Linked DNA regions of Homo sapiens: region 2 is linked to region 1. A link is a loop called in an ENCODE intact Hi-C map of the cell type or tissue named here. Cell type or tissue: Calu3. All regions are shown on one strand. Links, peaks and the distances in the headings refer to the core of each region. The heading gives the core; the rest is flanking DNA.

What was found. Hi-C counts contacts between places; a loop is a spot of excess contacts. Peaks named below come from ENCODE experiments on the same cell type or tissue, not always from the same donor. Only the 100,000 strongest peaks of a DNase experiment are listed, where the experiment ranks them.
Region 2: a loop joins it to region 1, with 4 times the contacts of the local background. A loop is called at or near these places in 1 of 110 quality-filtered maps.

The regions. Positions count from the first base shown.
Region 1 is chr2:217,326,008-217,342,727 of GRCh38, reverse strand. It overlaps DIRC3-AS1 (DIRC3 antisense RNA 1), which reads right to left. Exons shown (of 6, transcript NR_133642.1): 5 at 6,147-6,770. DIRC3 (disrupted in renal carcinoma 3) reads left to right here. Exons shown (of 13, transcript NR_186301.1): 9 at 14,576-14,731. Among named protein-coding and RNA genes, the nearest start is that of DIRC3-AS1, 52 kb to the right of the region's middle. RefSeq lists enhancers at 7,652-8,364, 10,748-11,042. In Calu3, for the core only: no CTCF peak of the experiment used is centred there; DNase peaks (open chromatin) are centred at 6,917, 7,257, 9,657 and 11,027.
Region 2 is chr2:217,484,599-217,501,318 of GRCh38, reverse strand. All of the region lies in intron 2 of DIRC3 (disrupted in renal carcinoma 3), which reads left to right. Among named protein-coding and RNA genes, the nearest start is that of DIRC3-AS1, 210 kb to the right of the region's middle. RefSeq lists an enhancer at 248-799. In Calu3, for the core only: no CTCF peak of the experiment used is centred there; no DNase peak of the experiment used is centred there.

The DNA of each region.
Region 1 (16,720 bases), core at 3,479-11,478:
TCTAGTCACAGGGTGGCTGCTGCATCTCCAGGCTCCACATCTAGATTCTAAGCCTCAAAAAGCCTGAGGGTCAAAATCTTATCCTTGAGGCTTTGACTATTTGACTTTTACTTACACTGTGTTGGCCAGATTCGTGTCATGTGGATGATACAGGCTGGAGAATCCAGTAGTTAGCTATCTAGCTTCTTTTACAGAGGAAGGCAAGTGAGAAGTTAGTTACAAATGATTTTTAGGTAAATCAAGTTGTTTTGGCTACTCTACCCTCTGGACTTCGTCTGTCATTATTCTGATCTTCAGAAAGAATAACATACATCTAGATTTTAGTAAAAACTGGGTTCTGAGAAATATATGTACATCTGCGTGTATGTACTTATGTACGCATTTGCATACCTGCTCTAGAGCTAGGGGTTTTCCTTGTGTTGTGAGTCCCTTGATATATGCTGTGATAATTCCATTTCTATTCTTCTTTCCCTTCCTTCCTTCCTTCCTTCCGTCCTCCCTCCCTCCCTCCCTCTCTTTCTCTCTCTCTTTCTCTCTCTTTCTTTCTTTCTCTCTTCCTTCCTTCCTTCCTTTCTTTCTTTCTTTTTCTTTCCTTCTCTCTCTCTTTTTCTCTTTTTTTTAAATTTCTTTTCTAAGAGACAGGGTCTCACTTTGTTGCCCAGGTTGGAGTGCAGTGGCGTGATGATAGCTCACTGCAGCCTCCAACTCCTGGGCTCAAGTGATTCTCCTGCCATAACCTTCCTAGTATCTAGGACTACAGGCACCTGCCACCATGCCTGGTTAATTTTTTAAAAAATTTTTGTAGAGATGGGGTCTTGCTATGTTGTCCAGGCTGGCCCCAAACTCCTCACCTCAAGTGATCCTCATGCCTTGGCTTCCCAAAATGCTGGTATTACAGGTGTGAGCCACTTTGCCTGGCCTCTACTAACTTTACTTACACTTTAGAAATTGGGATACTTGAAAACTTGGCTTTTTAAAATGTTTAATTTAATTTTTATTTTTATGAAAATTTTATATATTTAAGGTGTGCAATGTGATATTTTTGGTATACATACACATAATATACCAAATACTACAGTCAAGCTAATTAACATGTCCATCTCTTCCCATAATTACTTTCTTTTGTGTGTGTGGTGAGAATACTTAGGATCTACTCTCTTAGCAAATTTCAAGTATACAATACAGTATTATTAACTATAGCCCCCATTGCTGACATTAGATCTCCAGAAGTTACTCATCCTGCACATCCGAAATTTTCTACCCTTTGACTAACATGCCTGGTAACCACCATTCCACTCTCTGTTTCTGTGATTTCAACTTTTCTACTTCCACAGATAAGTGAGATCATATAGTATTTTTCCTTCCATGTCTGGCTGATTTTACATAGCATAATGTCCCCCAGGTTTATTTATATTTTTGCCAATGGTAGGATTTTCTTCCTTCTTAAGATTAAATAGGGTTGGGTGAGGTGGCCCACATGTGTAATCCCAGCATTTTGGGAGGCTGAGCTGGGGATTGCTTGAGACAAGGAGTTCGAGGCTGCAGTGAGCTATGATCACAACACTGCACTTCAGCCTGGGCTACAGAATGAGACCTTGTCTCTAAAAATATAAATAAATAAATAAATTAATTAATTAATTAAATAAAATTTTAAAAATAATTAAAAATTTTTGAAAAAGACTAAATATTATTCCATTGTGTGTGTGTGTATATATATATAGTGTGTGTGTATAACTATCCATTCATCTATCAGAAAACACTTAGGAAGTTTCCTTATCTTAGCTATTGTGATTAGAGGTGCAATGAACATGGCTTTGATTAATCCAACTGTGGAGATCCTAAAGGAACCACCCTTATTTCAGTGAGAGGCTATAAATGCAGAAGCCACACTCTATTAAGGAATCTAAAGATCCTTATGTGTGAGACTAAGCAATATTTTTTTACAAATGGAGAAGATATGGCTTTAATTTTTGTAGTCTTTAAGAATGTTGGCCTTTAATTTCTTTAGATTATAATACTAAAAGGGATTTGAATTTTGGACTTGATTGCTCTCTGGGAGTTTAATATTAGGAGATAGTTCAAATTCAAACTTGAGTTATTCTTATTGCACTGACATTGTATTTTAGGTTGTATTGGTATTATTTGGGTGTGGTGTATAACTTCTGATGAATTCTATTGGGCATCTTGGCCAGTGACAATCTGAGATAATATATAGAATAAGGAATACATTTCAAGCCTAGAGTATTTACTTAATACTTAGGTAAATACTTGTCTAAGTATTAAGAGTTTTAAGTATTAGAGTTTACCAGGGCAAAGATTAAACTGTACACCATGATCCAGACAGTATACACAAGGAAGAGGGGGTTGACATGGAGAGAGAAACCTCACAAAGGCAGGAGTAGGACTGCCCTGAGACTACCCAAGGGAACAGCCTAAGCCCTGGTAGACCACTAGTCTAATTACAACCTAATAGTTTAAGAAAACAGAATCTTGAGAGTGTTAGAGGAGACCTTCTGTATTCTTCATGTTTTCAGAAAGGGAGAAGATTTCCACTACTCTACCCAGCAAGAAAAAGTTGGGAAGAACGCGCCTCTCTTTGCCCACCCCATCGTGTTTGTGCGATTGGGTTTCAAGGTTTAGAAACCTGTGGCTCAGTCCCATCTGAGTTGTTGTTTTCCTACATCTGCCCTTGTCCTTTCTTCCCTACTGAGCTCATGGAGGTTAGGGGTCAGTTTTACGTACTTCCTGGAGGCTCTTTAGAGCACTGACTTCTTCTTTCCTGACTCCTGTAGCCTAATGGATATGAGAGAGGGACTCTGGGTTAGAGAGGCTTCTCTGCAGACTCTCTCACTCCCTTGAGAAGAGGCCCCAAGGTCTAAATCTGGGAATTGAGAATTCCTTTCTGGCCATGGGCCCACACCAATAGTTTCAAAAATGGATTTATTTGCCATAATGCTGATATTTTGATTTTCCTATTATCTGACTCCTTGATTCCAAAGTTGAAGTGGTGGTGGTAATGAGAGAGATGAGATGAATTATCACCTCTAAATTCTCAACAAGTATTAGCAAAAGAAACACTCACTGATGCAGTAAAAGTTTCCCCGGAAGGATCTGACAAACCCCGCTTCCAGGGCAAAGCCAGGACTGTTGGGGAAGAACAGAGTTGCAGAAGAGAGTGAGGGATCCTTAGAGAAAGAAAGATGGATTTTACCATGTCCCCTGGGGGTGGATTCTGTACAGACTAATAGATAACTCAATAAGAAAAGCCAACAAACACTTTGGACCACAGTCTGGAGCAACGTGTTTTCTGTAGGTGTCTAATAATAACATTTTCTTCCTGGTGATGTACTGCACCATCACAGCTTCCTAAACATCATGGGAATTATTAAGGGGAGGCATACATATGAGACATTTAGGAAACATCTATTGAATACATACATGACAGCGAGGATTTCTATCTCATAGACTTAATAAGAGATCCAGCACACTAAAGGGACACTTTGAGGAAAAAAGGGCAAAACCAAAATCCTATCTCGTCAATCTGAAAAAATTATACATGGGAGTCACATAAGCACTTAGCAGAAATAAGCAAATGTGGAAGGAAGTACTACCAATAGAAGATCATTGGAAAGGGGGAAAATAAATAAATATATAAAATATATTCATGTATATGTAGTATATAAATATATACATAATATTATATATAATGTCCCTCTTAAATAACTTGATACCTTCATATTAAATGACATATCCATATTAAAGTCTTTTTTCTAAATTGTTTCATCACAATTTTAAACTAAGCCTGAGGAAAATGCCCTAGAATGACCCTGGTGAAACTACAAATAAAGGAAAATTCAAAGTATTTCCCTTGTGTTAAATGGAAAATTGTTAGGGATGAAGATGCCAGATTGAAAGATGAAAAGAGAAAAAAAATCTAATCAGGAAATGCAAAAGCTAAGGTTTTAGCAAATTAGCTCACCCTGATGACTCATCCCAGATGTATTAAGTTCACATTTAACAGCCTCTTCATTGAAGATACAAAATACCATCTGTCTGTTGCCGATGAGTTAATGTTAGTCTCAAAGCCTTAAAGTTCACATTTCCTAATTCTTTTGTTTGGAAATAAATAACCTTTATGTTGCAGTGGGAATGTAATTTTTCTTTCTTTTTTTTTTTTTTTTTTGCCCAATTGAGAGGAATAAATACAAAAATTCCAAAACGAAGCTCTCAGGTTGTGAAATGTTCTGTGGGTCAAAGACGCCTGGCTCTGTGTACAAGCTGCCTCGCCTGGATCCATCCCTGGGATTCTTTTTAGGATTATGTTACTTGCCTCTTTAGCCAAATCTCAATTCTTCATTCAAGTTGGGCCCACATGCAAAGCTGAAATGGGAAATACCTGTCAGGCCTCAACCTTGATTCTCAGAAAATGCCTCCAAGGGCAAAATAATAGCCCTTCCATTTATTCCGACCCTCTTTCCTCAACAGCGTTTTTCTTTTTTAGTAGAAAAATGCTATTTGGCTTGTGCCACAATATTTGGCCTTGCACATTTTGGGCACTTCAAGTAGGAATAGGGAAATAATGAAGACGATTCACCGATAATCTTCTCTATACAAATACAAGAAGAATCATAAAAGGGAGAAAAAACTGGCTGTGCTTTTGAGATCCCAGGGACCAAACTATATATCATAAACACTGGATCTAATCCCAAGATTTGGTTTCAGTTCCAGCCCAGTCACTAAGTCACCAGTGACCATGGGGAAGTGACCTCATACCCTGGGCCCCAGTTTTTCCTTCTTCAAGTGATGGGAGAGGACTGAAATTGTCTAAGGCCATATATCCATTGCATTGATGCAGAATGCTTGGATTTAAAAAAAGAATTTTTTTTTTTTTTTTTTACAGACCCTCATGTTACTTGGTGAGCGTGGTGAGCTCAAGACAAATACTTTGAGAAATTTTGTTCCAGGCTCTCTACACTTAAATTCTTTGCATTCCAGGCCTCCCCAAATTAAGTCTCAATGTAGCTTTTCAATTTCTACTTCCACTTCTTCCCTGCTCCTGGACTTTTAGTTTCCTGCAAATATCTCTTATATTTCTTCTCCTTCTTTGTTCATGCTGTTCTCTCTACTATTCTTGCCTTCTACCTCTGCTTACCAAAATCCTACTTCAACCCGTAATCATGAATGTATTTTTTCAATATGTTCTTCCTGCTGTCCCTGGATTTTTCTTTCCTAGCAATTTAATGTATTAATATGTTCCTCCAATCCTGGGTTTCTTAACCTCAGCACAGTTGACATTTGAACCTGATACCTTTTGTTGGGGGGCGTTGTAGGGAGAGAGGGAGAGGCCTGTCCTGTGCATTGCAGGACATTTAGTGGCATTTCTGGCCTCTACCCATTAGATGCCAGTACTACTTCCCTCTCCCTAAGCAGTGACGAATGAAAATGTCTCCAGAGATTGCCAAATGTCCCCTGATGGGGTAAAATCACCCTTGGTTGAGATTCACTGCTCTAACCCTCTATTCTATCCATAGTATAAATGGGTTCAAAATCAGGCAGTCCTGAGTTTGAATCCTGGTTCCATCACTTGTTACTCTGTGACCTTGAGGAAGTTGCTTAACCTCTCTGAGCTTTAGTTTTCTTATGAATAACGTGAAGTGAACAGTTTCTGGCTAGCAGAATCGTTGTGTGGGTATGAGTTTTAGAAGAGATTCAGACATAGTTGGGATTGTTTGACGATCTTTGAGAAGTTGGTTGCAATGACCCTTAGGAGTTTTTAAGAGATACCTGCTTCTCAAGGAAGGACTTGAATGCTTAGCAACAACCACAACAAAATATTTGTGTAGGGACTACTATGTACCTACCAATGCTCTCAGCACATTGTATACATTACATAAATTAAAGTAACTCATAACAAAACAATGGCTGGAGAGTGAGGAGTGATTCTGATATTTTGGTAATTTATATTCAGTCAACAGTGGTCACAGCTTCTACTCACTCAGGCGTGGGTTGTTAGGAGTGAGAGGACTGTCACTAAATGCTTATAGAACAGTTTAACTAAACACTATATTATTTGTCACCCAACTTTCACTGCCATGGACCCCTCTCCTGCCCCCACACAAAGGGTATGGAATCATATTCTCCTCTACCTCATCAAACTTCTCGGAAAGCTCAAATGGAGAGGGATGGTGAGCAGTGGCTGAGGAGTAGCAGCTCCCAGGAAGAGCACTCTTGGTGTTGCGATCTTTGAATGACGTCTTGGGCTCCATGGCGCAGCTGGACAGACAGATGTGTACAGATGGACGGCCGCAGCGGTGCAGCTGCAATGCCCAGCGGAAGCAGCAATGTTCAGCACTTCAGAAGTAGCACTGCCTTACCTGGGTGGCACTGGTGGCCTCTGGGGCGAAGCCGCTGGGCCTCCTGCAACAGTGATAAAGTCTCCAGCAACCTGTGGGGAAAGGCCTTGCAGAAGACACTCTGGAAACAGAACAATTCAGGAGGCCGGCCAGCAGTGAGAGGTCCCGCATCCACTGAGGTGAACAACAGTGCCGTGGGATGTAAGTTGTTTCAAGTATCAGATCCACAGACATTATGTACTGAGCCACACCACTTTTGGACTCTAGAAAATATATAATACATCTAGTATTGTGGGTTTCTTCCCTTTGTCCTTGAGACAGGTAGAGTGATTCTGAAGCAGCTGAAATCGCCCACCATCTTCACTTGTTCATAGGGCCAATCTTGCTTGAGAGAATTTTGTTCATTATTTCCATTGCCTATCAAGCACATGGCAAAAAACACGTATTTAGAAATGTTAAGTGATTTATACTAAGCAAGGAGGCAAGTGTATACTCTGAGTGTCACTTCACATTGAGCTTTGTTTTGAGTTTCTAACCTTCAGTGCAAAGATGACCTCAGTGACAACACTGTGACTCACGTTCACTCCTGTACTAAAGAAGTTGCCCTGTGGCCTCTAGTTGTTACAGTGTTCCTGAATGGCTTTAGAAAAAGTTAATGACTACCTAATGTCATTAAAATTAATGATCATACTATCAATAAAGTAATTATCAATGTCATTAAAATAAATAACAAAGGCCATGGCAGACTCAGCCATAGCATCTGAGCATTCACATACCTTTTACCCAGGTAGACCAGTGCAATTTTATTCAAATACAATGATGTGTCATGTGGTTGTTATGAATGCAGTTGATTAGATATTTCTGGCTTTCTGCCTTCTGGGTTCACGGTGGGACTGCATTTCTTGCTCGCCTTCTTCAGACTGAGCTGGTACCAGATAACTAGTGTTGGCCAATGAGTTGTGAGTAAAAGTGATGCGTGTTACTACCATACTATCATATTAAATTGCTGGTACAAAACCATTCAAAGATCTCTTTCCTTTTGCCGATAATGACCAGGCAGGGACTGCCTCATTGGGCTAGATCCTTCAGTGAGGGTGATACAGCACAAAACCTACAGCCAAGCCACAAGGGATGTATAGTACAAGTGAGAAATAAATCTTTGTTTTAGGCCACTGATATTTGGGAGGACAGGACTGTCACCGAAGCACAACCTCCCTCGTACTGAATGATGCATGCTAGGAATTACAACCCAGCCACCTCTCTCCTTTCAGTGAAAGCCCCAGAACAGCTCCAAATTCTGTAAAGCAGAATTCAGAATCTTTTATTTTTCACTCTTGCATCTACATCTAATTTCCACTGACCACACTGTACTTGCCTAGATCTTAGGGTCTGGGAAATTTTCCATTCTCAGTTTGTATCTACCCTACATATCCACATGTAAGGGAACATGTGTTTAAAGATGACAGAGACCCTGGAGCACATTCAGACCACTGGTGTTAGGAACCTTGCATTATACCTCCATTTGCATAATGATACCTTGCTAGGACACAGTGACTTCTGTTTACTTCACATAGATTATCTCATTCAATGGGCTGATAGTTTTAATCTGACTGGTTTGGTTTTCATTACAAAGGGAAAGATCACAAAGCCATTTGGTGTAAAAAGGCAGAATCCTTCCAGATCTTTTGTTCCCTCCACATGGTTCCAAGCCCATGCTTAAATGCAGGGTGGAGTAATGATACCAGACACTGCAACCCAGAGCCCCAGCAAGGGATCACTATGTTGTAGTATTTGGAAATCACTGGTGATATACACTCATCCCAAACCTGACCCCAACCTCCTCCTTCTAACCAGGTAGGTAGTCCAATTTAATCTCTCATAACATTCATGATCAAAATGAAAATGTATATACTTTTGTCCCTAAGCTAAAGAGCTCACTTAAGAGATTCATAATACAGGCCGGGTGTGGTGGCTCACGCCTGTAATCCCAGCAATTTGGGATGCCGAGGCAGGCAGATCACCTGAGGTCAGGAGTTTGAGAACAGCCTGGCCAACATGGTGAAACCTCGTCTCTACTAAACATACAAAAATTAGCTGGGCATGGTGGTGGCGCATGCCTGTAATCCCAGCTACTTGGGAGGCTGAGATAGGAGAATCGCTTGAACCTGGGAGGCAGAATTTGCAGGGAGCTGAGGTAGCACCACTGCACTCTAGCCTGGGCAACATAGCAAGATTCTGTCTCAAAAAAAAAAAAAAAAAAAAAAAAAAAAGAGAGAGAGAGATTCATGATATATAGTCCTAGAATTTGGAATTAATCTGATTGAACAGTTTCCAAATACTGATCCACATGCTGCAAGTGCAATTTCTTCTTTCTTTTGCATTCTTCCTTGCTTCCTCCCTCTGTTCTCCAGTAACTATTCACCTCTTCCCTTTCTTGCCTTGCTTCTTCTCTTCATTCCTGTCATTCATATTATGGAATATAGTTTTCTGGGCCACAGCATGATTTGAAACATGGGAGGGTGATCCACTTGCCCACCTAGCACAGTGTCTCTTTCACAGGATTCTTTTTACAAACAATTATTTGGCCTTTGTTTGAAGAGTCCAGTGCTCCTAGGTTTTTAAAGGAGCCCATTCTACTTGATATTTTTAGTAGTTACATAGTTTTCCAGTTTTTAATATTAACAAATTGGCAAAAGCAAGCAGGCTATTCTGTGTGAGACTCATCTGCCAAGTAACCTCAGTATGTCACTTTCCAGGAGCAAATAGTTCATGCATCTCCCACTCCCAAGTAATGATTCTCTGATTTTAAAAACCACAAGGGCTCAATGTCTGAGACTACTGCTAAGGGTTTTAGTATGCATTTTGCATTTCAATAAACTAATAGGAAGTAGGCTCCAAATTGGATGTGGTATGCAAGAGAGGGCAAGTTTTGAAGTTCTAAGAGCAAGACAGTTGGCAGCTGTTCTCTGAAGTTCTCTGCTTCATCTCAGAAAGGGCTTTTGGATGGCCTGTGACCATACAATTCCACCAGATGATCTGCTCACTGGCCTGCAAACAACCTGGCCTCTCCATCCTCAATATTTAGCTCCTGCTATTCCCTGTGCCTACAACTTTCCAGAACTTTTCCTGTATTATTCATCTGGGCTTCCGCCTTATATTAGAATTGTCAGGCCTCTGAGCCCAAGCCTGCACGTATGCATCCAAATGGCCTGAGGCAATCGAAAACAACAAAAGAAGTGAAACAGCCAGCTCCTGTCTTAACTGATTGACCAACCTTAAGACATTCCATTATGACTTGTTCCTGCCCTGCCCCAACTGATCAATCGATCGACCTCATGACATTCTTCTTCTGGACAATGAGTCTTTTATGATCTCCGCACCATGTGCCTTGTGACCCCCCTCCTCCGCCAGCAATAGATAACCACCTTTTACTGTAATTTTCCATTACCCACCCAACTCCTATAAAGCAATCCCTTCCCCACTCCTTCACGGACTCTCTTTTCGGACTCAGCCCACTTGCACCCGAGTGAAATAAACAGCCTTGTTGCTCACACAAAGCCTGTTGGTGGTCTCTTCACATGGATGTGCTTGACAAGAATATCAATATTTTTGCCTTCACTTCCTGCTCAACTTCATAGCAATACTAAATTGTTATCAATATGAAAGCAAGAACTACATGTGACTTATTTTTTAAAAATCTTCATCCAATTTCCAACACAGTGCCTTGGGTTCAAAATGGGCTTTCAGGGCGGGGCACGGTGTCTCATGTCTGTAATCCTGGCACTTTGGGAGGCTGAGGTGAGAAGATCTCTTGAGGCCAGGAGTTTGAGACCCACCTGGGCAACATAGCAAGACCCTGTCTCTACAAATAATTTTTTAAAAAAATACCCACACACCTGTAGTTTTATATACTTGGGAGCCTGAGAAAGGAGGATTGATTGAGCCCAGGAGTTGGAGGCTGCAGTGAGCTATGATCACATCACTGAATTCCAGCCTGGGTAACAGAGCAAGTCCCTGTCTCTTAAAATAAAAATAAATGGGCTTGCAGTACCAGAAAAAAAAGGGCCATTACAGTTTGTGACCTAATTCATTCAAAGGGGAGGTCACTCACAATAGGAATTTCACACAAAAGAAGGAAGCACCCCATCACACATTGTAATTGAAAACTGTGGCTCAAGAATCAGCTGGACAGTTTGCCCTTCTAAAGCAGAAATGTTTAGGCAAAGAGGACAAGCTGATTAAAGAGGCAAAGAGGACAAGCTGACTGAAGAGGCAAAGAGGACAAGCTGATTGAAGAGGCAAAGAGGACTGCTGAGGAGTGATGGAGGAGGAAGATATGTAGGAACTTCCCTGAAGCCCTTATGTCACTGACTTGCCAATAAATTGGTTTAAACAACAATAACAACAACAACAAAAGCAACATGTCCAGGCCTAAATCTGATCCTTCCCTCAGACAGACAGTCACAGCAGCATGTAGGCTGGGAGGCCCATTCTGTGCCCTCTGGTATGACCTTAGAGGGCAGGATCAGCAATGAAATCCTGGCTAGAGGAAACAAAGACCATGTGTAAACAGTTCACCTCCACTCCTGAACTACAACACTGTTTGACATAGTTTAAGAGTGACGTTGACCTTCTTCTGCTGGCTCTGGAGCTAGCCAGGAAAAACAGCAAGAAAGGAATGAGAGGAATGAGAGTTAGCAGGTTACTGGTCTGCAAGATGTCCTCAGGGGGGTTTGGGGTTGGTGCAATGGTGAGGGCAGCCAGGGAAGTTCCTAGGCCTATTGTCTTCTGCCAGTGCCCCTGCTAATCGCTGAGAAAACTCCCCTGAGCCACATGCAACGATGAAGTAGGTAACAAATCATCCACATCTCTGCATAAGGCAGTTTTGCCACTGAAGGTGTTATTTTTTTACAGTTGTCTAGTTTAATATCTCTTTGGTAATGACGGATGTGCAAGGAGTGGCAGGAAACTTTACCTAATGGTGGCAGGACAGGGTGAGTGTGTGTGTGTGTGTGTGTGTGTGTGTGTGTACATATCCACCACCCCCAACACATGGGCCCCTCGAGAGCTTCCTCACCTCTCATTCTCCTTTTCAGAAAGTTCTAGACCTGTGAATAGCACATTATGCTATGTTGCTTTATTGTATCACTGTCTATAATGACATAATTCACATACTAGCTAAATCTTTTAGTAATTCAGGATAAGCCTTTTTCTCCCTAAATAGTTGTTAACATCTGGAAGGCTTTACAGCCTTTTCCAGATCTTTTGTGCCCTTTCATGCATGGCATAGTTCTGGGCATATGGGGACTACTCAGCGGATATTTGTGAATAGGCTCATTAAGCAACTTTATTACCTGATATTGATAGAATTCTATAATTTTCACTACACTATGACGTTGAAATGAATCCTAAGGGCTTATAGCCAAATCGGGAGAGACTGTGCACAGCAGTCCACTTCTTATGGCATTCTGTGTGTGCGTATAAGTGGACACACCAGGCCGCGCTGTTGAGTAGATGCGCAGGGGTGGCTGGATGGACTGCCTGGTGACTTTTTCCTTAAGCACTCAACCGAATTGTCTAACTCCTAAGTGGGTGATGAGGCAGGAGAACAGTGTCTGGAGGCAGGGAACCTAAGGCTGTTTCACGCTGACTTCCTAGAACTAACTTGAAAACCCTAACTTTCCACGCCTAAGTAACAAAAGGACCAGAGGCTACTCCCTTTGACCTTTTCTGCCGGGCAGATGAGAAATTGGCTGTCCACCACAAATCAGACTGATTGCAGGTCTAGTCTTTTTTCGCATAGAAATATAACTTTGTAACTTCACCTTAGCCTCTGATTGGTTGTTTTTTGCAACCAATCGGATGTTTGCACAGGAGTGTGACCTTTGTAACTTCATTTCAGTCTCTGGTTGGCTGCTTTCTGCAGCCAATCAGAGTGATTGCCGGCTACCGCTTCATTTACTTCAGGTGAGCATGAAGTGGCCAATGGGAAACTTCTAGGGGGTATTTGGACCCAAGAAGATTTCTGTGTCTGGGCCCTTGAGCCACTGCATGGGTCCGCTTCCACACTGTGGAGTGTACTTTCGTTTTCGATAAATCCCTGCTTTCGTTCTTTTGTTGCTTCATTCTTTCTTTGCTTTGCTGGGCATTTTGTCCAGTTCTTTGTTTAAAATGCCAAGAACCTGGACAAGTTGAAGTCACAACCCTCTACCGGTGACAGTGGCATATGTTTAATGTAAACACAATGTTAATAAGAACTAACATTTATTGAGCACTTATTATGTGCCAGACACATCCCAGGCTCTTTCCATTAATTAAATCCTTGCCACAAACCCTGTTGTTATCCCTGTGTTAGAGAGAAGAAAGGCTGCCCAGCCCCTGACTTCTTGTGAGGTGCATGCCTGTCTTTGAACCCAGGGAGCCTGGATACCGAGCCCCAGCTTTTAATCCCTGAGCTGTTGAAGAAAAATACATTTGTTCATGTTCGTATGTTATCTCTTGATCTGTCTCGAATAGATATGAAAAAAAATTTTTTTTATTTTGTTGTGCTCTCTGACCATAGTGTCAAGCAAGTATAGGGCCAATGTTGGGCACCGGCTTGGGATGTAGAGCTGTTGTTCAGCAGCTTGAATCTATGCACACAGAAAGCATGCTCAGAAAGGAACATATTACCCATTAAAGATGAAATGAGGCTAATGGACTGCTTTTGGGAAAAGATGAAATGTGGTCACAATGAAAGAATAGGGGCATGACCATAATTAATGAAGTAATAATCACTTTTGAGCTTAAATAAGACCTAGTTCTTTGATTACAAGTGCTACCATTTGAAGAGAGCTGGCAGGGCCCCTTGGCCTGTGGTCAATATTAGTAAAACTGTTTCATCTTAATGTTGCAGTTATGCTTGATCAATTTATCTGCCATTTCCAAAGAACTTATGAGGTTTTCTTCTTCCTGTCTTTGTGCTTTCAATTGGTTTTAATCAGAGGCGAGATGCTGATTCAGCTTCTAGTTTGAATTTATTCAGCTGGTGCAAAGATTCCGTGACAGGATTGCATTTACATTTTTATCACTGTCTCTTAAACCTGAATAATTTATCCTGTTCTTGCCAACCCTCCCCCAGTCATCGTACAAAACCAGAAAGGAGTTCTTGCTTTTATAATCAAACTTATTTTGGATGTGCCTGGGTTTTGTCATGGACTTCTGACACCCTCTCTTTTTCATCAGGGCGAAGTTTACAGGAAAGCATTTTCTTTTCTTCCTGCTGATTAATTCAGCTTAGATTTGTCAGAGGTTTATTTGTATGGACTCCTTGTCAAAGCATGTGGATTCTACAACAAATTAACTGGTTATTAAATTAAAGATTTCTGGTTAAGAATCTGTTGTGTACCATGGAGTCTTCTTTCCTGGACAATTTCACTATTTAAATGTGGGAATGATTGTCTTGATATAACCAACAAATTATGTTCATGGAAAGAAATGTTTCCCGTCATACCAATAACTGAGATGTTACTGGTTATATATACATATACATGCTCAGGCATACACTGGTGTATCAGACCTGAATAAAATTATTCCATCTCTTTGTCTGTTAAGAAAAAACAGAAATGAATAAATGCATGTCCATGCACATGCACAGCTATTCAAGTCAAGGCATTTTAGTGTAGGATGTTAGAAATACATGAGTGTTTCCTCGAACTGGAAAAAACCCCACTTAATTTATTATTTTATGAAAAGATTCACCTTGGGGCCCATTAAAGAGCTCCTTTTGTATATTTAAAATAGATTTTGAATTACCAAAACCTTAAGAATTACTCTGTCTCTTTAAGGGATCTGCTTTAGGGCTAAGGCATATTGGGATTTATGACTCTAAGAGTGGTATTAAAATATTCAACTGAATGTTAGCTGATATGTTTCCTTCCCCACCCCAGGCTGCAACTTTCCCAGGGGATCTGAAGCCTGTAGCACATTGGGCTGTAGAGATTTTAACTTCCCAGTTCTAATAGGTTTCCAGATGGAAAATTATATTTCTTTCTGGGAGAGATTAATGAGCGAACAACAATGGTGTCATGGTTAATTTTATGTGTCAACTTGGTTAGGTTATGATGCCTAGTTGTTTGGTCAAACCCCACTGTGGATGTGGCTATGAATGTATTTGTGGGTGTGATTAACATTTAAATCAGTAGACTTTGACTAAAGCAGATTCCTTTACTCAAATAATGCAGGTTAATGTGGGTAAGTCTCATCCAATCCTTTGAAGGCCTGAAGAACAAAGAGTGAGGTTTCTGGAAGAAGAAAATTTTACCTCAAGCCTGCAATGTAGAAATTCTGCTTGAGTTTCCCGCCTGCTGGCCTGCCCTGTGGAATTCGGAGTCAAGAAGGTAATGTAACTCTTGCCTGCATGTTCAGCCTGCTGACTTATTCTACAGATTTCAGACTTGCCAACTGGCACAGTTGCATGGGGAGTTCCTTAAAATCTCTCTCTCCCTACCTTTTCCCATCCCTCCTTTTGTTCTGTTTCTATGGAGAACCTTGACTAATACAAATGGCAGTCAGTCTTCCTGCTCAGCACCTGCTGAGAAATGATACACCTTGTGCCAGCAAAGAAGGCTGGGGTCTCTCCCCTCAACATACTGTCTTTCCTTTTAATGAAAATGTTTGGTGTACTTTTCTGTTGTCATATCTAAACTGCAATTTGTAGCAGCTGATTTTCAGTGGGAAATTGTGAGATTTTTTGTCATTTCCTAGGACAAATCCTGACATCTTTGAACTCTGTTCCCATACCACCTCTTCCATGAAGCCTTCCCTGAGAACCCTCCCCATCACTTTCCTAAGGCTGCATTGGGTTTCCCTCTTCTATGTTCCCATAGTACCATCTACATGGATGTCCTTATCACTGTGTTTAGCATGCTGTATTATAAATATTTTATGTATGTCTTTTTCTTTCACTAATCTGAGCTCTTTAAGGCTGGGATTAGATTTTATGTTTGTGTCCTTGGTGGATAGCATAGCATCTGCCTAGAGTGAATGAAAGGAAGGTTTTCTATTAATGTTTCCATGTAATCTCTAGAAGATTCTCTCTAAAATCCTGGGATGGATTGGAAAGAGCATAAACATTTAAGTCAGATAGAAAGGTCGGGAGTTGGAGACCAGCCTGGACAACATGGCAAAATCCCATCTCTACTAAAAATATATATATAAATTAGCCAGACATGGTGGCACATGCCTGTAGTCTGAGCTACTTGGGAGGCTGAGACAGGAGAATCACTTGAACCTGGGAGGTGGAGGTTGCAGTGAGCTGAGATTGCACCACTGCACTCCAGCCTGGGTGACAGAGTGAGACTCCATCTCAAAAAAAGAGCAATGTCCTTCTTCCAGTTACCTCACTTTCTAACCAAGAGCTAGTCTTTCAACTTCTTAGGCATTCCTTTTTGATTCTGTAAAATGGAAATGATAAATTCTACCTGACTTATTGGATTATCTTAAGAATTAAGTGATGTAAGTGATCTGATATTCCAGTAAATGAGAGGTGTTATTTCCTCCTTCTACATCACTAAGCATTTGTTCCAGAACACTTATTTTAAGTTCCCTGAAGTTGAATCTGGAAAACAAACCAGTGATCTCTGGCTGTGCCCTAAGTTCCTACATCTTCCTTTTCTTACTAAGAAGAGGGCATGGGCACACTGGGTCCTGACTCAGCTCTTGTTCAGAACAATCTCTCATTCCAACTAAAGAAGGCTCCCTGGGGTCTCTCACTTGGGCCACCCAACTGAGTGCCAGCAGTGTCTAATTTTCAAGGCAGAGCAATTATTTTGTTTGCTCTCAGAGATCCCCTAGATTAGTGATTCTCAATGTGGTAATGATTTTGTCCCCTCAGGGGACATTTGGCAATGTCTGGAGATATTTTTGATGCCACAGCTGGGGTTGGTGAAATGCTACTGGCATCTAGTGTGGAGAGCCAGAGATATTGCTCAATATCCTACAATGCACAGCCCATCCCTAGACAACAAGGAATTGTCTGATCCAAAATGTCAATAGTGTTGGGTTTGAGAAACTCTGCTCTAAGTAATACAAAATTGACACTTTTATCTTCAATACACAAAGGAAGACGAAACAAGTCACAACTATACATCAAAAGAAAATTCCCTAGTAAATGTATTCATCTGCCTTTCTATTTCCAGACTTGACCACTACTTATTTATTCTCACTCTACACTAACATCATTATCTTAAATAATAGAGTTGTGTTACTGTAAAGCTAGGTGATATGAAACAAGGCAGCAGCTGTCTTTGGCAAGTCTGGCTCTGCAACTTTCTAGTCATGTGACCCTGGGCAAGTATTTTAACCCTTTCGATGCTCAAGTGCTGCAT
Region 2 (16,720 bases), core at 4,745-12,744, 160 kb before region 1:
GAAAGGAGCAGGGGAATTGATACTCCTTATAAATATCTCTGAAGTGTGAGATTTGAAGCCCATTTGGACAATGAGAGAGGAGTGGACTTAAAGATAATGTTGAGGTGTCTAATTTGAGTGAAGGGTTGGATGATAGTGCTATTCACTAAAACAGAGAAAAGTATTCCTGCTGAGTTGAAATTAGCCACTCATGGGGAAAACTTAAGCACACATTGAAAAGGTGTGTCTAGAACTTATTAATCCACATAGAGACAAAAACCTCAAGTTCAATAGTCATAGGTACACAGGTGATAGCTGAAGCCATTGTGGGAGAAGCAATTTCCCAAGAGAATAGAGAATGAGATGACAATGGGGTTGAGAGTAGTATATTAGAAAACACCAGTATTCCTCAAAAATTCTATTGCCATATTGTCATCCTGCATAGGAGCTCTCATTCCAGAGCATCAGAGCCTCAAAGAACATGGCTTCACTAACAGCTGGGAACACTTGTGTAGCAGTCAGAGGCCCATCAAGAAACAATTCACTGAATAGTTTGTGACTTTAATGAAGTCACATTATTCCCAGTGGTGTCAAAAGGGTTAAGGAAAGAAAGAAGTTGAGGCCACCAGAGAATAACAATGGTGGAAAACCTTGCCACTTCTAGACCAAGCAGCAAGGAGAGGAAACAATGTTACTGGAGTCTAGTGAAAATGGAAGCTATGAAGAAGAAATTGCCTAGTGGGACATTTAGAAAAAAATATATGCCTGCTGCCAGAGTGGGCTAAAATGGAAAGGAAGAGGCAGGAGAAGAAATACTCCAACCTCCATTACTCCCCACCACCACCCCCGCCTTTTTTTTTTTTTTAAGACGAAGTCTTGCTCTGTCTCCCAGGCTGGAATGCAGTGGCGCAATCTCGCCTCACTGCAACCTCTGCCTCCCGGGTTCAAGTGATTCTCCTGTCTCAGCCTCCCAAGTAGTTGGGATTACAGGTGCCTGCCATTGCGCTCAGCTAATTTTTGTATTTTTTAGTAGAGATGGGGTTTCACCATGTTGGCCAGGCTGGTTTTGAACTCCTGGCCTCAGGAGATCCACCCACCTCGGCCTCCCAAAGTACTGGGATTACAGGCATGAGCCACCACGTCTGGCGTTGTTTTTTGTTTTTTGTTTTGTTTTTTTTTGTTTTTTTTTTTACAGAAACTCAAACTCGAGATGTAATTTATATAACATAAAATTTCCCATAATACAAAACCCACCATTTTAAAGTATACAATTCGGGGCCTTTTAGTCTACTTACAAAATTGTACAACCAACACCATCATCCAATTCCAGAACATTTTCATCATCCCCAAAAGGAACCCCATACCTTTTAGCAGTCACTGCTAATTGTCCCTTTTCCATAGCCCCATAAACTAATATACTTTCTGTCTCTATGGATTTGCCTATTCTGAACAGTTCATATAAGTGGATCACACAGTGTGTGTGTGGCCTCTTTCTCCTTTTAATTAGCATAATGTTTTCAAGTGTATCCATGCTGTAGTATGTGTCAGTACTTCATTACTTTTAAGGATGAATATTATTCCATTGTGTGGGTATACTACAAATTTGTTTGCCCATCAACTGATAGATATTGGTATTGATTCCATTTATTTCTTGCTTGCACAGAGCCTCAAGGTCAACTAGGGTCTTCTCAGATCTTTCCTGAGCATAGGGACAGCCCTATGCATAGGTGTGGCCTTCTAGACTTCCAAGAATAAGTTAGAGTTTTCCAAGCCCTGCAGACATCTCATTGTCTAGCTTTTCCTTTTAAGCTTTTTGGTTAGTCTATTGTTTTTATCAACTTTTATACATCACTTAAGGCAGTGTCTGTATTAAAACACCTGCAGGTAAATGTCTTTAACGAGTGCTCCCACCCTCAGAGGCATTGAGCACTGGTGCAAGTTTTGAGGCAGGTGAAACTTCCATGTGGTCTGCAAATTTATCAGTTTCCAGAAAACAATCACTAAGTTATCACTTATCCCAGCCCGTTAATCTCCCTGTGCTGCTAGAATCCCGTTGCCTCCTCTCCCCGTCCTGCTGAAGCAGGTGCAATGACAATGTTCGTCATTTAGGCAGTGAGGTTTAACCAGTCATTTTATATTTTGTGACTGGTCTAAGGTTTCTGAGTGAAACTCGATTGCTCTGTATTTGTCACAAAAGAGTAATACAAAGACTCTGGTTCATGAGGGCTAAGAATGATGTCTGTTGGGCATGGATGTCTAGAACTCCCACTGAGTTCCTGGATCATCCGACCTCATTCATTCTACTCCTACTGTCACCGGTAGAGGGTTGTGACTGCAAGTTGTCCAGGTTCTTGGCGTTTTGAACAAAGAATTGGACAACATGCCCAGCAAAGGAAAGAAAGAACGAAGTAAAAAAAGAATGAAAGCAGGGATTTATTGAAAATGAAAGTACACTCCACAGTGTGGGAGCGGACCCAAGCAGCTGTTCAAGGGCCCGGAGACAGAATCTTCTTGGGTCCAAACACCCGCTAGAAGTTTCCCATTGACCACTTTATGCTCACCTTATGTAAATGAAGTGGTAGCCAGCGATCAGTCTGTTTGGTTGCAGAAAGCAGCCAACCAGGGACTGAAATGAAGTTACGAAGGTCACACTCCTGTCCAAACATCTGATTGGTTGCAAAGAGCAGCCAATCAGAGGCTAGGGTGAAGTTACAAAGTTATATACTTCTACACAAATGAAGACTCCACCTGCAATCAGTCTGACTGGTTGTGGACAGCAACCACTCAGAGACTGGAGTGAAGTTACAAAGCTGCAAACAAAGACTCTACCCACACTCAGTATGATTTGCTGCGGACAGCCAGTTTCCCATCTGCCGGGCAGAAAAGGCCAAAGGGAGTAGTAACCTCTGGTCCTTTTGTTACTTAGGCATGGAAAGTTAGGGTTTTCCTTCCTATTTAGTTCTAGGAAGTCGACGTGAAACAGCCTTAGGTTCTCTGCCTCCAGACTCTATTCTCCTGCCTCACTACCATGTACATTGTTGTGAGGAGCTTCATGAAGAAATGAGGCTCCAGGCAGACTTGCAGATGAAGGCAAAGTTACTTGCCTGGGGGAGGTGGTATATTAGTGAGGCAAGCATAAATTGGTGGTGGCAATCACATTTCCTGGGCTCCTAGGCAAAATTATGAAATGTCTTCTCATGCAGAAAGTCTCTTCTCCTCTCCTCTGGCTTCCCACCCTCATTTGGCATCCCACTTCCTGGAGTGTCAACGATTCTTGCCCACTTGAATTTGCTGTCTCAGCATACCATGTTCTAAGCTTTTTTCCCTTTCCTTCTAGCCATTAAAATCTCTCTATCTTATTCCCCTATCATATCAGATAACTAGGCTAGGTGCTAACATATACCAAGATGATAATCACTGAAAGAGATTGCTGTTATTTCTTCTAGGTCACATATTTGACTTTTAATAGTAACTTTCAATCTTTAACTTGAAGGTGTAACCAATGAAAATTCCAGGAAAAACAGCAAGGTTTGTGGGCTAGATACTTTATAGCTATCATTTGTGACCTTTCAACTCTGTAACAGATACTTTAAATTCATAGTCCATTCAATCTTCATGACAACCCTATGAAGAAGGTATTATTTTCCCTGTTTTTATAGATCATAAGCCTTGTTGCTCATGAGAAATAAAAATAAAATCCTAAGTCCTTCAAAAAACTGAATAGACTCCCTCTTGGCCAAGGGGACCCCAGATAAACCTTAAAAACTGAGCTCCTAGCCATGACAAGATGGGAGGTCAGACACATCCCAGTATGCCCCTTCGTTATTAACCTTTAACCAGAATTCTTTCCTAGAGTAAGCAGAAATCAGCTCTAGAAAACAAGAAAGGGATGACTCCTTCCTTTATTACCTTTAGCCAATTATCTGAGGCCGTGACAGGACTCTCTCCCTCTCTTTGCAGTTTTGACATGATAACTCACCAGTTTTACAATGTATTCCTTCCTAATAAGAGACCACCAACCATGGAGTGGTTCTGGCATCAACAGAGGGTGCACAGTGAGGGTTTACATGTTCTGTGCTTTACCTTTTGATATTAGAAAGTCAAAAACTGCACCTTTGGATCATTCTAATGCCATCTTTTTTTTTTTAAAATTTTACTTTAAGTTCTGGGATACATAATGCAGAACATGTAGGTTTATTACATAGGTATACATGTGCCATGGTGGTTTGCTGTATCTATCGACCCATCATCTAGGTTTTAATCTCAGCATGCATTAGGTATTTGTCCTAATGCTCTCCCTCCCCTTGCCCCTCACCCCCCAACAGGCCCCGGTGTGTGATGTTCCCCTCCCTGTGTCCATATGTTCTCATTGTTCAACTCCCACTTATGAGTGAGAATATTCAGTGTTTGGTTTTATGTTCCTGTGTTAGTTTTCTAAGAATGATGGCTTCCAGCTTCATCCATGTCCCTGCAAAAGACATGAAATCATTCTTTTTTATAGCTGCATAGTATTGCATGGTGTACATGTGACACGTTTTCTTTATCAAGTCTATCATTGATGGGCATTTGGGTTAGTTCCAAGTCCTTACTATTTTAAATAGTAATGCCATCATTTTTTGAACATGCCACCCATGAAGAGGCATGGAGCTCAATTGTGCCTGTGCATATTACTCCTTTCATAAATATTCATGATTTCTCCTATAGTTTATTGAATATGTATGCTTAGCCAAGCTGTTCAGCATAAATTCCTGTCTTATGCCTACCCCGACCACCACCAAAGTGCCATTTTCCAGCTTCTGGCTGGAGGCTACACTTCCCAGCCTGTCAGAATGGCTACCTTGCAGGCTACAACCGTTTATGAGAAATAAAGATCTCCTTTCCAAAATTATGACTTCATCATTCTTCAGCTGACACTTATAAGGATGAGGGGATAGAGGCAGGAAAAGGCAGAGCTGTGATTTGAACCTGGGTAGACCTGATTTCAAAGCCTTAAGTACCCTTCCTACCACAGCTCCCTAGCTGGAGGCAATTCAGGATGAACAGCTCATGTTAGTGATAATGTGGTAGGAATTCATGTTTTTAACTTCACTGTATCCCATTTTATTTCTAGTCAGATATGTAATCTCTTCCAAGTCAAGAATTTCTTTCTTTAATTTTTTTTTCTCTTTCTGGATTTCAAATGATCATTTCCCCTCATTTTTGGGCTGAACTGACAAGAGAAACTTCAGGTCTTTCTCTTTAGATGGCCTAAATTGCTCAGAAACGAGAGAGAAACAATAAAAACCACTGTTCTGCTGGAAATTGTACTTTCAAAAGTCTTAAAATGATGGAAGGTTTCATAGCCACATGTCCCAGAGCTGGGTTCTGGATGAAATGAAGGGGCATAAATATCACCATGGTCTCAATGGAAAGGTGGGAAAAGACTTTTATACCCATATTTTCCCCTTCATATGTTGTTGTGGGACTCAGGAAGAAAGACACAATGTGCCTTGAAAGGGAGGCATGTGAGCTCCGGGAATGATGTGTATGAGCACTCAGATCTTAAGGAAACACCACATTGAGAATGTAGTGGGCATGGGTCAGGAAATTCTGAGCTCTGGCTTCTGCTGCAGGAAGAACAGCTAGCTCCTGATTACTTGTGAACAGGTCAGACCACCTGGCTTCTTCTCCTACCACGTATCCAGTTCAGCAAGAAAACAGCGGCAGGTGGCCTAGAAATAAATTGTTTTCTGCCTCTTTGTCCCACATGTTGGTGAAACAGGCCCAAGCAGAGAGGGATTAAATGTTTGAATTTAATTCTATGGTTCTTAGAAATAAAAAGCCAAATTTGGATAATAATTGCTTGCATATTAGTTATGACTTTTCTTTCATCTTCCTCTGACTGATGTAGGTGATTAAGTTGGCCAAACACAATCTCAATTTCCACATTAGGTTTGAAGTAGTCTAAAGACACACATCTGGGTGGGTATAGAGATTATGTGAACTTCAGTCATATTCTGCAAATGTTCCCATAATCCATGTTGTCAGTGTATAGGTTATAATGATCTTTTTGCATTTATAGGACCTTTTATATTTCTTTATTTATTTATTTATTGCAAATTTATTTTCAGCTGAAAATTTTATTCATTTATTTAGAGATGGGGGGGTCTTACTATGTTGCCCAGGCTAGTCTCAAACTCCTAGACTCAAGTGATCTGCCCACCTCAGCCTCCCAAAGTGCTGAGATTACAGGCATGAGCCACCACATTCAGCCCATTTACAGGATCTTATTTCCTTTTTTTTTTTTTTAATATTTTCATCCTAATCCATTATCCTTTATGAGTGAACAGTATCTCCTGTATAATTAGACTGTGCAGAGGGAAGAAGAGTTACTCAAAGGTTCAGGTAAGTGAGTTGCCTAACACCGGTGAGGACATTGAGACCCAGTGAGAGAGACCCGCACAGTGCTCAGCCCGTTTTGGAGTTGAATATCAGTCCATATTGTTTGACTTTCACAAAAACAGTGGTTACTAGACCTCAGGTTATTGGCAAGAAGTAAATACAAGGCGTGACAATGCATCTGAACAAAGTTAGAATTTGTTGGCTGTGGTGAAATCTGAGGGCAAAATCAAGCTCCCATCTTGTTCCCCTGACTAAAGCCACTGAAAATAGTTCCTCATTGTGGTTTCTGAGATCCAAAGAAAAGACAGCTCCAAGTGGTTTATTACACAAGGTTCAGAAGGCTTATGGGCATCCAATGGTTCCCACCAAGTTGGATTTTGATGGGTTAAATGTGGGCAAATCAGAAACATAAGAATTAAATTTCCTTTCCAATACACATGGGTTTTAAGTGAAGGGAAAAAGGTGCTTCGGGCACAATGCATTTATTTGCCAAGCCCCAAACATTCAAAAAATGGTTCAATATGTCCCAGTACATCCAGCCAGCTGCCCAGTCTCCCCTCTTTCTGGAAGTGATTGTCTACATATGCACACTGATAGGTGCACAGAAAGTGATGTTATATCTTCTGCAATTTAAGTTTTTGACCATCTAGTCTCTGATACAGATTATTCTAAATTCTCAGATGATGTAGCGATGGAGGTATAGTGGTCTTTCCCCAAAAATATGACACAAAGCTTCCTCAACCCCTTACCCAATGTCTGGTCAAATACATGTCCTCATGACATGAAGGAGATTTTGTATTTACCAAGAGCCAATGTCTCAAATATTTAGGTCAAAATCATTTACTTTGTTGCCTGTTTACATGTGGTAGCATATTAATGACAAATTTTTGATTTTAGTCGAGACCAACAAATGGTGAAAATGTGGCTCAGTTTCTCTGGAATCTAAATGAATTAGGCTAAAGAGAGGGGAAGAAAGGGGAACAAGAATATAAGTCAGGAGGCTGCTTTGGACATCTGGGGGTAAAGAAATGGAAGAAAGGAGGAATGGGAGAAATGGGCAAAATAGGCTATGAAACTAAAGGAAAGATGGAATCTTAAGGAACCTTTGCAACATGGAATCAACCTAAATGCCCATTAATGATAAACTGGATGAAGAAATTGTGGTACATATATTAATACACCATGGAATACTATGCAGCCATAGAAAAGAACCAGATCATGTCCTTTGCAGGGACATGGATGGAGCTGGAAGCCATTATCCTTAGCAAATTAATGCAGCAACAGAAAACCAAATACCACATGTTCTCACTTATAAGTGAGAACTAAATGATAAGAAGAACACATAGACAGAGGAACAACACATATTGGGATCTATCAAACTCCCATCTTGCTCCCCTGACTAAAGTCACTGATAATAGTTCCTCATTGTGGTTTCTGAGATCTAAAGAAAAGACAGCCCCAAGTAGTTTATTATACAAGGTTCAGAAGGCTTATGGGCATCCAATGGTTCCCACCTTGTCGGATTGAGGGTGAATGGAGGGTGGGAGGAGGGAGAGGATCAGGAAAAATAACTAATGGGTACTAGGTTTTATACTGGGGTGATGAAATAATCTGTACAACAAACCCCTATGACATAAGTTTACCTATGTAATAAACCTGTACATATACCCCCGAACCTAAAATAAAAGTTAAAAACAAAAACAAACAAACAACAACAACAAAAAAAGAAAACTTTTCTGAGTCTACATGTCCTGTGGAAACCAGATGGGAACAAATGGTTCTACCAATCTAATTTGTTTGGGCTAATTTGGGTGAGGAAAAGTAAGGACGGGAATTTATTGTTCCTTTTTCAGGTGGATTGACAGGCTAAGTATGGTGTATCCCAAGCAACAAACTGATTACATCTGAATCTACTGTGGTCATTCTTGCCCACTCCCTGTGGTGTTGGCAGAGTTTAGCTATGAAGAATATGGGACTAAAGGAGGGAGAAGATGCTTTCAAGTTGATGCTGGCAACTGGGCAAATTGAGGTGTCATTGCAGGAGATGGAGAAAGGGGGTGAGATTATGATAGACAAAGAGGATGTCTTGAAGAATACTATCAACTCCACAGATTTATTTTGGAGTTGTATAAATATTGGTACTAGTTTTAAAAATTGTTGTAATTTAAGTCATATAAATAGATGAAGTAGCCTAAATCTATATTTTGCTTTTTAAGAATAGTACAACTCTCTTGCTATAATTAGGGTAGTGTAGATAAAATCTCAGAAAATTACATTTTTATGGCTACCTTTATCTCTATGTTTCTGCCTCCCTTGGAATGTTACTCCCTTCTGTTTCTTGTGATTTCCTTTAACTTCCATCTATTCACTGAAACATGAAGTATGCTTCTTTAAAAAATTTTAATAAAAAAGTATGCTTCTTTTAAAATTTAATGACAAAACATTTATACGAGGCCTGCTTCTCCCTCAGATTTTCATAAAATCTTCTACATATAGAGGGTATTTGAGGATATCTCTTTGCTGTTAATATTAAGGTCTAAGCTTTACTTTGTAGGCCAAAGGCTCAGCCATAGCTTTAAGACGACTACTTAAATAAGACCTGATTAAGTTCCTTAATGAGAAGCTGTTTTCTTCCCATGTCTCTCTCCAAATAGGGGAAAAGGGGGTGGGATTGCCACTGTTCTAGTCACAGAAATTAATGCAGATGGATATGTATTAAACTCAAGTGATGCTGTGGCTAAGGGGTGAGGAAAGAACAAGAACTGAAGAAGTCAGAGGACATTAGTGAAAAGAGAGGATAATTGGAAAAGACGAATGGTGGAGGTTAGGATGGCATAACTTTCAAGAAGGAGGTGAGCACCAGGGCATCAGGTACTGTGACGAATAGCATGAGAGAAATAGAATCCCAGAGGTCTTTGGTAGACATACCAGTGTCCGCACAGCTCATTCCACATGTTGCTTTCCAATGAATAGGTGTCCATCTGGGAGAGGCCAAAGCTGGAGTGTGATAGGTGAGTGTCCGTAAAACTCAGAGGTGAAAAGTGATTGCTACCATCACCTCCATTCTGAATGATAAAATAGGCAATAAATTTGTTAGGCTGGGAAATGATGCCAAACTGAAAGGCTGGAAAAAGGAAAAGGTAACAGGAATAGATGACTCAATTATAAAAATGTTTGGGATTAAAAAAAAATAAGGCAAGGGCTTGGTGGTCCATTGGGATAGAAAATCAAACTAAGTTCCTCAAACATCCCAAATATTCCTCGTCTGATCAAAGTGCAATGACAAAGCATTCATTAAGCCCCAAAAATGTACCAGAAGCTGTATTAGGTGCTGTCAAATATGATAATTTAACTCATGATTGAAACAAGTCTATAAGAAAGGTTTTATGATTTTTCTGTTTGACAGTTGAGGAAGTTGAGCGTCTGAAACTTGTGACTTCCCCAAGATAACACAGGCTATGAATGTCAGAGCTGGAGCTGGAATGTGGAGTGTATGAGTCCAAACCCTGTTTCTCAACCACATGACACTTCTACTCTTTTGTGTAAAGGACATTTCTGTCGTGCTACTAAAGAATAATGAGCTTTTCAGGAAGAGAGAAAATCAGAGGACTGGACATATGAAAATTCCTACAGTGGCTTAGGGCTGCTTATTTTTCTCAAGACCATTATTTCTGAGTTTTATTATTGGTTTTCATACCGTTTAACTGTATAACCATAGACAAATCATGTAGCAATTGAGGTCTCTGTTTTTTGGTCTATAAAATGAAAGGATTGAACTGGCCCTTGAGCCCTTGACACTCTGACATATCTGCAAGGGTCTCTAGAGTTGCTCTGATCTGCCACCTTTGAGTCTGTGGTGTTTTAGAGGGAAGAAACCAGAAGACAAAGGACGGACAGGAGCCCAGACTTGTCCCTGGGACAACTGGGCAGTGAGTGAGTTAGTGAAGCTTTATTCCTCATTTCCTCTTTGACTCTTCAAGTCCCTATTGTGCATCCATACCCAGGGGTCCTTGTCAGTTACCCCTCAGTTCATTCCCCCAAAAGTTTGTCCACATGAGTTTAAAATGTTACCTTTTCCCTGGAGCATTTACTCTTTAACAGTTGACTTTAATGAGTAGAGATTAAAAAATTTTTTTTAAAAAGTGAATGGATTTTTTAAATGCCAGTTCCACTACCGTGTTTAACAATGGAATTGGAACTTCAGAAGAAGATGGAGTCATTGGAAAAAGACCAGATCTTAGTCTGAACTGGAGGCAGATGAGGAAGCCCCGGAGCCTGCTGGGAGCACCTGCTAAAGGGCTACTGGTTGGAATACAGCTTTACCATGCTATCAGCTGTGGCTCATGACTACTCTGCCTTGTGTATTCCTCATCTGCTGGGGCTTCCACACCTAGCAGGTCATTGGAAATGAAAGGGGTAGATGGGGTAGATGGGATAGATGTGCAGTCAGTCCAATTAGCTCCAGATCCTGGTTGTGCTACTTACTATTTGTGTAATCTTTTCGAGTTACTTTGCAACTCTCAGCCTTAGTTTTCTCATCTGTCAAATGGGAGTGAGTCAGATGATTTTATAAAGCACTCAGCATCATGTTTGCCATGTGCAAAGCATATAGGGGAGTGGTTAAAAGCAGAGTCTGGGGCCAGAAAACCTCCTCATTTATTAGTAAGTTGCTTAAACTCCCTGTGCCTCAGTTTCCTCACCTGAAAATATGGCGAGTAAAGACACTAACCCATGAAGTTGTCAAGATTAAATGTGTTAAAATGTGTAAAGTGGTTAGTTAGAACAGTGCCTGCAAATGGTAAATGGTGTAAAAGTGTTTGCTGTCATTGCTATTATGACCATGGAGTTTGCCTCTGCTACCCATCTTGGGGTAGGAAAACAGTCAGTTAGTTTTTTTTTAAATCATGATTAGCTTACAGTCAACCTGTTAAAGGAACAGTCCATTTTGTTTGTTCAATTTGTATCACACGAAGATAAACAATGGGTCTCCCCATCTTCACATGCTAGGGAAAGGAGAGGAGAAAGGCTTGGAACTCTTTCCCCGTATGAGATTGCAAGTGAGTCACAGTCTCTAACAGTCCACCACCCTCTCCTCCTTGTACACGAGCCACAGAGCAGGAGTCCCAGCGGTTCCCACCACCCTCTGAGGTTGCTCTTTGCCTCGTCACAGCTCCCAAGTTGATTTAAATTACAGCTCTGCAGCAGGCACGCAGCTTTGAGGGCATCCCTAAGTTGTCCGCTGAGTGGTGGTGGGAGGTCTGAGCTGGGGGAATACGGATACAATCTGCAAGTCAGCCGCTCTGAGGCATCAACAACTCTCAGAGAGGCCTGCGGTCTGAGGCACAGAGACCCCCGGGGAGCCAAACGGCCAAATAGTGAGTTGCTCACAAAGAAGAGTAGGGGGTAGGAGACGAAGAAACCACAGCTAAACAAGTAAAGATTGTCTGGCAACCTCATGTCATCACAAAGGATGGGGCCGCGCTGCTGGCTTTCTGTAAGGTGAGTGTGGCCGACTGTGTGCGGGGATGGACGCACGTGCGCAAGCACATTCGTTCTATAATGACTTCCAAGGAAAACTCCTCCGCCATCCTTCCAATCCACAGTGTTGGAGCAATTAGGTAGGACTTGGGCAGAATGATTCATGCTTCAATAAATTCAATTTCAACAAAACATAATTATGGTGAGTCACCTAATCGCAGCTGTAATCACGGCCCGCCCCTCCAGAAGTCAAAACAGTTGAGGGCATTCAGCAAGGGCGTCTGATTCCTCATTATGACTGAAGCCTCCATCTTTTGCCAAGCAGCCATATTTCAGACTCCAGTTCCTTTCTAATTTTTTAAACTACAGAATGTTTCAGGCATACATAAAGGTGCAATGAGTACGCTAATGAATACCTTTGTATGCACCAACCAGCCTAAAAGTAAACATTACAAATATGGTTTAAATCCCCTGTATCCATCTGTCATCCCATTCCCCTATTTCTAAGTAGGGACAACAGTAATTGATTTTGAGTTTTATCATTCTCTTGTCTGTCTTTACATTTCTACTCTCTCTCTATGTGTCCTTAAAATTATGTAGCATTGTTTTCATATATTAAGTGGTTAAATAAATGGTATAATTGTGTATCGTTCTGCAACTTGGTTTTTTTCTTAATGTTTTGTATTTAAATTGAACACGTATCTCTAGTCTTAACTTATGTTTAAAATTCCATGTATGAATAGATGAAAGCATATTTTTATCAGTTTTCCTCTTGATGGATGTTTAGTTTGTTTCCAACATTTTCAATTACAAACAATGCTTCCATGCACATCCTTATACACGTTTCCTCTCCACATGCGTAGGGAGTGGAGTTTCTGGGTTATGGGATATTTGCCTTGTAAACTTTACTAGATGTTGCCCATTTGCCCTCTGTAGTGTTTGTACCAATTTACATGTCTACCAGAAGTTTATGAGTTTTGTTTTTCTTACATTCTTGCTATTACTTCTTATTATCAGGCTTTTATTTTTTAGCTGCTTAGTGTGAAATGTTTTCTATGTGGTTTTATTTACATTTTTCTGATCACTGAGGTCAAACATTTTTGCATAGAATTAGGAACCATTCAAGTTTCTTCTTTTGTGAATTGCACGTTCATATATTTTGCCACTTGTCTATTGTTTTTCTTTCAGGGAAGCTTTTTGATAATGCAGTAAATTTTCTCATTTCGAAAATGACAATTCAGATTTTGTTTCTTTTCATGCCAACTTTAGTAAGTTGCATTTTTCAAGAAATTTATCCCTTTCATCTAAGCTATAAAATATGATAAAGTTGCTCCAATACTTACTTATTATCCTTTTAAAATCTGTAGGATTTGTGGTGATAACATATTTTTTTATTCCTGATATTGGTGATGTATTCTTTTTTTCTTTCTCTTTCTTTTCTTTCTTTTTTTTTTTTTTTTTGTCAGTATAACTAAGAGTTTGTCAATTTTTTTTTCAAGGAGCCAGCTTTTGGCTTTGCTAATTTTCACTATTAGGTATCTATTTTCAATTTCATTGACTTCTTTCTACTCTTATCTTCATTTTCTTCCTTCTACTTACTTGGGGCTTACTTTGATCTTTTTTGAACCTCTTAAGGTGGAATCATAGGCTGTTGTTTTTAGGCCTTTCTTCTTTTGCATTTAAAGCTGCAAGTTTCCCTTTAAGCAGTACTTAAGTTGCATCTTACAAATTTTGATACTGTATTTTCTCCCTTATTCAGTTCAAAACATTTTTAAATTTTCCTTGTGATTTTGACTGTGATGCATAAGTTATTTAAAAGTATGTCATTTGATTTCCAAATAATTGGAAATGACATTCCAAATGACATACTTTTAAATAATTTTCCTAGATATGGATTTTCCTAGATATGTTATTACTGATTAATTCTCTTATGATTATAGAAAACACTTTACATGATTTCTGTTCCTTTGAACTTATTGACAAGTGTTTTGCAGTACAGGTATATGGTCTATCTTGGTGAATGTACCATGCCTGCTTGAAAAGAATGGATATTTTACAGCTGAATGTAGAGTTCTATTATAATGTCAATCAGATCAGGGTGGTTGACAGTGATGTTCAGATCTTCCGTGTCTCTACTGATATTTTGTCTGGTTATTCTATCAATTGCTGAGAGAGGAGTGTTAAAATCTACTAAGATTATAGAGGTTTTTTTTTTCTACTTCTGTTGAGTATCAGGTTCTGCTATTAGATACATACATATTTATAATTACTGTCTTCTCGGTGAATTGTCCTTTTTGAAATTTTTATTCCTGGTTATGCTCTTTGTCATGAAGTCTACTCTTTTAATTTGTTATTAATATAGTCACTCTAGTCTTCTTAAGCTTACTGTTTGCATGGTGTATCTTTACCATTATCCACTTACTTTCAAACTACATGTATCTTTGTGTTTAAAGTATGTCTCTTGTTGGCAACGTGCTTGAGTCTTGCTTTTTTAAATCTACTCTCACAATATCTTTTAATGCTTAGATCATTAACATTTAATGTAATTACTGATATGGTTAAATTTAGATCTACTGTCTTATTATGTTACGATTTCTTTTTTGTTCCTCTGTTTCCCTTTTCCTGCTTTATTTTAGATTATTTGAATATGTTTAGTATTCTATTTTAATTTATATTGGCTTAAAGCTATGCATTATTATAAATATCTTAATGGTTCTATCTATCACCTGTCATCGTCAACTAAAATTTAATATTACCACTGATGTAAACCCAACAACACTATTGGTCCCTTTATTCTATAGTCAACATATTTTATATTACATATGTCTCATAAAAACTCCACCAATATTAGATTTTAGTGTAAGCAAATATAGGTATTTTAAAGAGCTTAAAAGGAAAGAAAGTAGTGTTTTATATTTACTCAGATGTAATAGCTTTTTGATATGTAAACTTGGCTAGGCTAAACTACCATTCCAGTTATTCAGTCAAACATTGATTTAGGTGCTGATGTGAAGAAATTTTGTAGATGCAATTAAAGCCCCCAATCATTACTATTTGACTTTAAATTAGTCAAAAAGGTTATTATCTTGTGTGAAACCTTTAAAAGAGGGTCTAGGCTTTCCCTGAGCCCAGAGACTCCTACCTGTGGGGTTCAGTCTATTCATCTTCTCTCTTAGGCCACTTGCCCTAGACAGACTCCATAACTGCATAAGCCAATTCTCTGTAATAATCTTCTCCCCACAACTCCCCTGCCCTTCTGTGTATGCATCTCTATATACACTTTTCTATCTCTAACACACACATACATACAGTCATTTGCTGTTTCAGGATGGGGATAGTCTTGGCAAACGTATCCTTAGGTGATTTTGTCATTGTACAAATATCATAAAGCATACTTACACAAACCTATATGGTATATATTATATATATACCTAGATGGTATATCTACATATAATAATTATATTATAAATATAATACAAATATAATATGTATTTATATAAATATAAATATATAATATATAAAAATGTACATGTAGTTTTCCATATGGAAAACCAAATATCCCAGCATGATTACTGAGTACCATAATTTCCTCTACTTGATCTACAATGCCAATATCAAGTGCCATATATCAGATTTCTATATATGCTCCATCATAATTTTGTGGGAGCACCATCATGTATGCGTCTGTCATTGAGCAAAACGTCATTATACAATGCATGACGGCATAAATACTCCTCTGGTTGAACCATGACTTATACACCAGGTATTTACCAGTTTTGATACTTTATTCTTTCCTGAAGATGCAAGTTTTACTCTAGTGTCTTGTTCTTACAGTCTAAAGAAATTCCTTCAGCAATTTTTTGTATCACAGGTCTGCTAGCAATGAATTCTTAGACTTTCTTTATCTGAAAATATTTTTATTTTATCTTCATTCCTGAGAATATTTTAGCTAGATACAAAATTTCAGGTTGATAGTTTTATTTATCTATTTATTTATGTGTCTTCGTTGATAGTTTTATTTATCTATTTATTTATTTATCTTCAGCACTTTAAAGATATTGTTCCACTGTCTTCTCGCCTCCATGGTTCCTGATGAGAATCCACTGTCATTTAAATATTTGCTCTTCTGTATGTAATATATTATTTTTCTTAACTGCTTTAAGATTTGTTCTTTATTCTTAGTCTCCAGCAGTTTGATTACAATGTTTCTAGGCAGGGCTTTCTTTGAATTTATAAAATTTATGATTGGGGGTTGCTGAGATGCTTGAATATGTCTTTTGCCAAATTTGGAAAAATTTTTGGTCATCATTTCTTCAAAAAAAATTTTTTTTTCCCTAACATCTTTCTTTTTTCCTTCTGGAATTCCAGTTACATGCATGTTAGAGCTTTTGATGGTTGTTTTCCTCTTGTTAATTCTTGGAGTCCTGTATGTATTCTAAATACTAATCTTCATAGGTTATATGTTTGCAAATTTCCTCTGCTACTATATTGCTTATCTTTTTCACTTGTTCATAGTATCTTTTGTTGTATATAAGTTTTGTATTTATTTTAATGTAGGTAAATTTATGAAGCCTCTTTAAAGTTGTTGCTTTTTAAATGTTTTTGTTTGTCATAGATTAAAAATTCTTTTCTACTCAAAGGTTTCAAAGATATTCTAAGATTTCTTCTAAAAGGTTTTAAGTTTTCTTTCATGTCTATGCATTTAATCAACATTAAATACAATTTTGTATTAATTAGATGTAGGGATCTAATTAGAATATTTTTTGCTTATTAATAACCAGTTATCTCAACATGTATCATTTTCCCCATGGATCTGCAATGTCGTTCCCATTTTATGTTGTGTTTTCTAATATGGGATTCCTCTTCTTTCTTTAGAAAACTC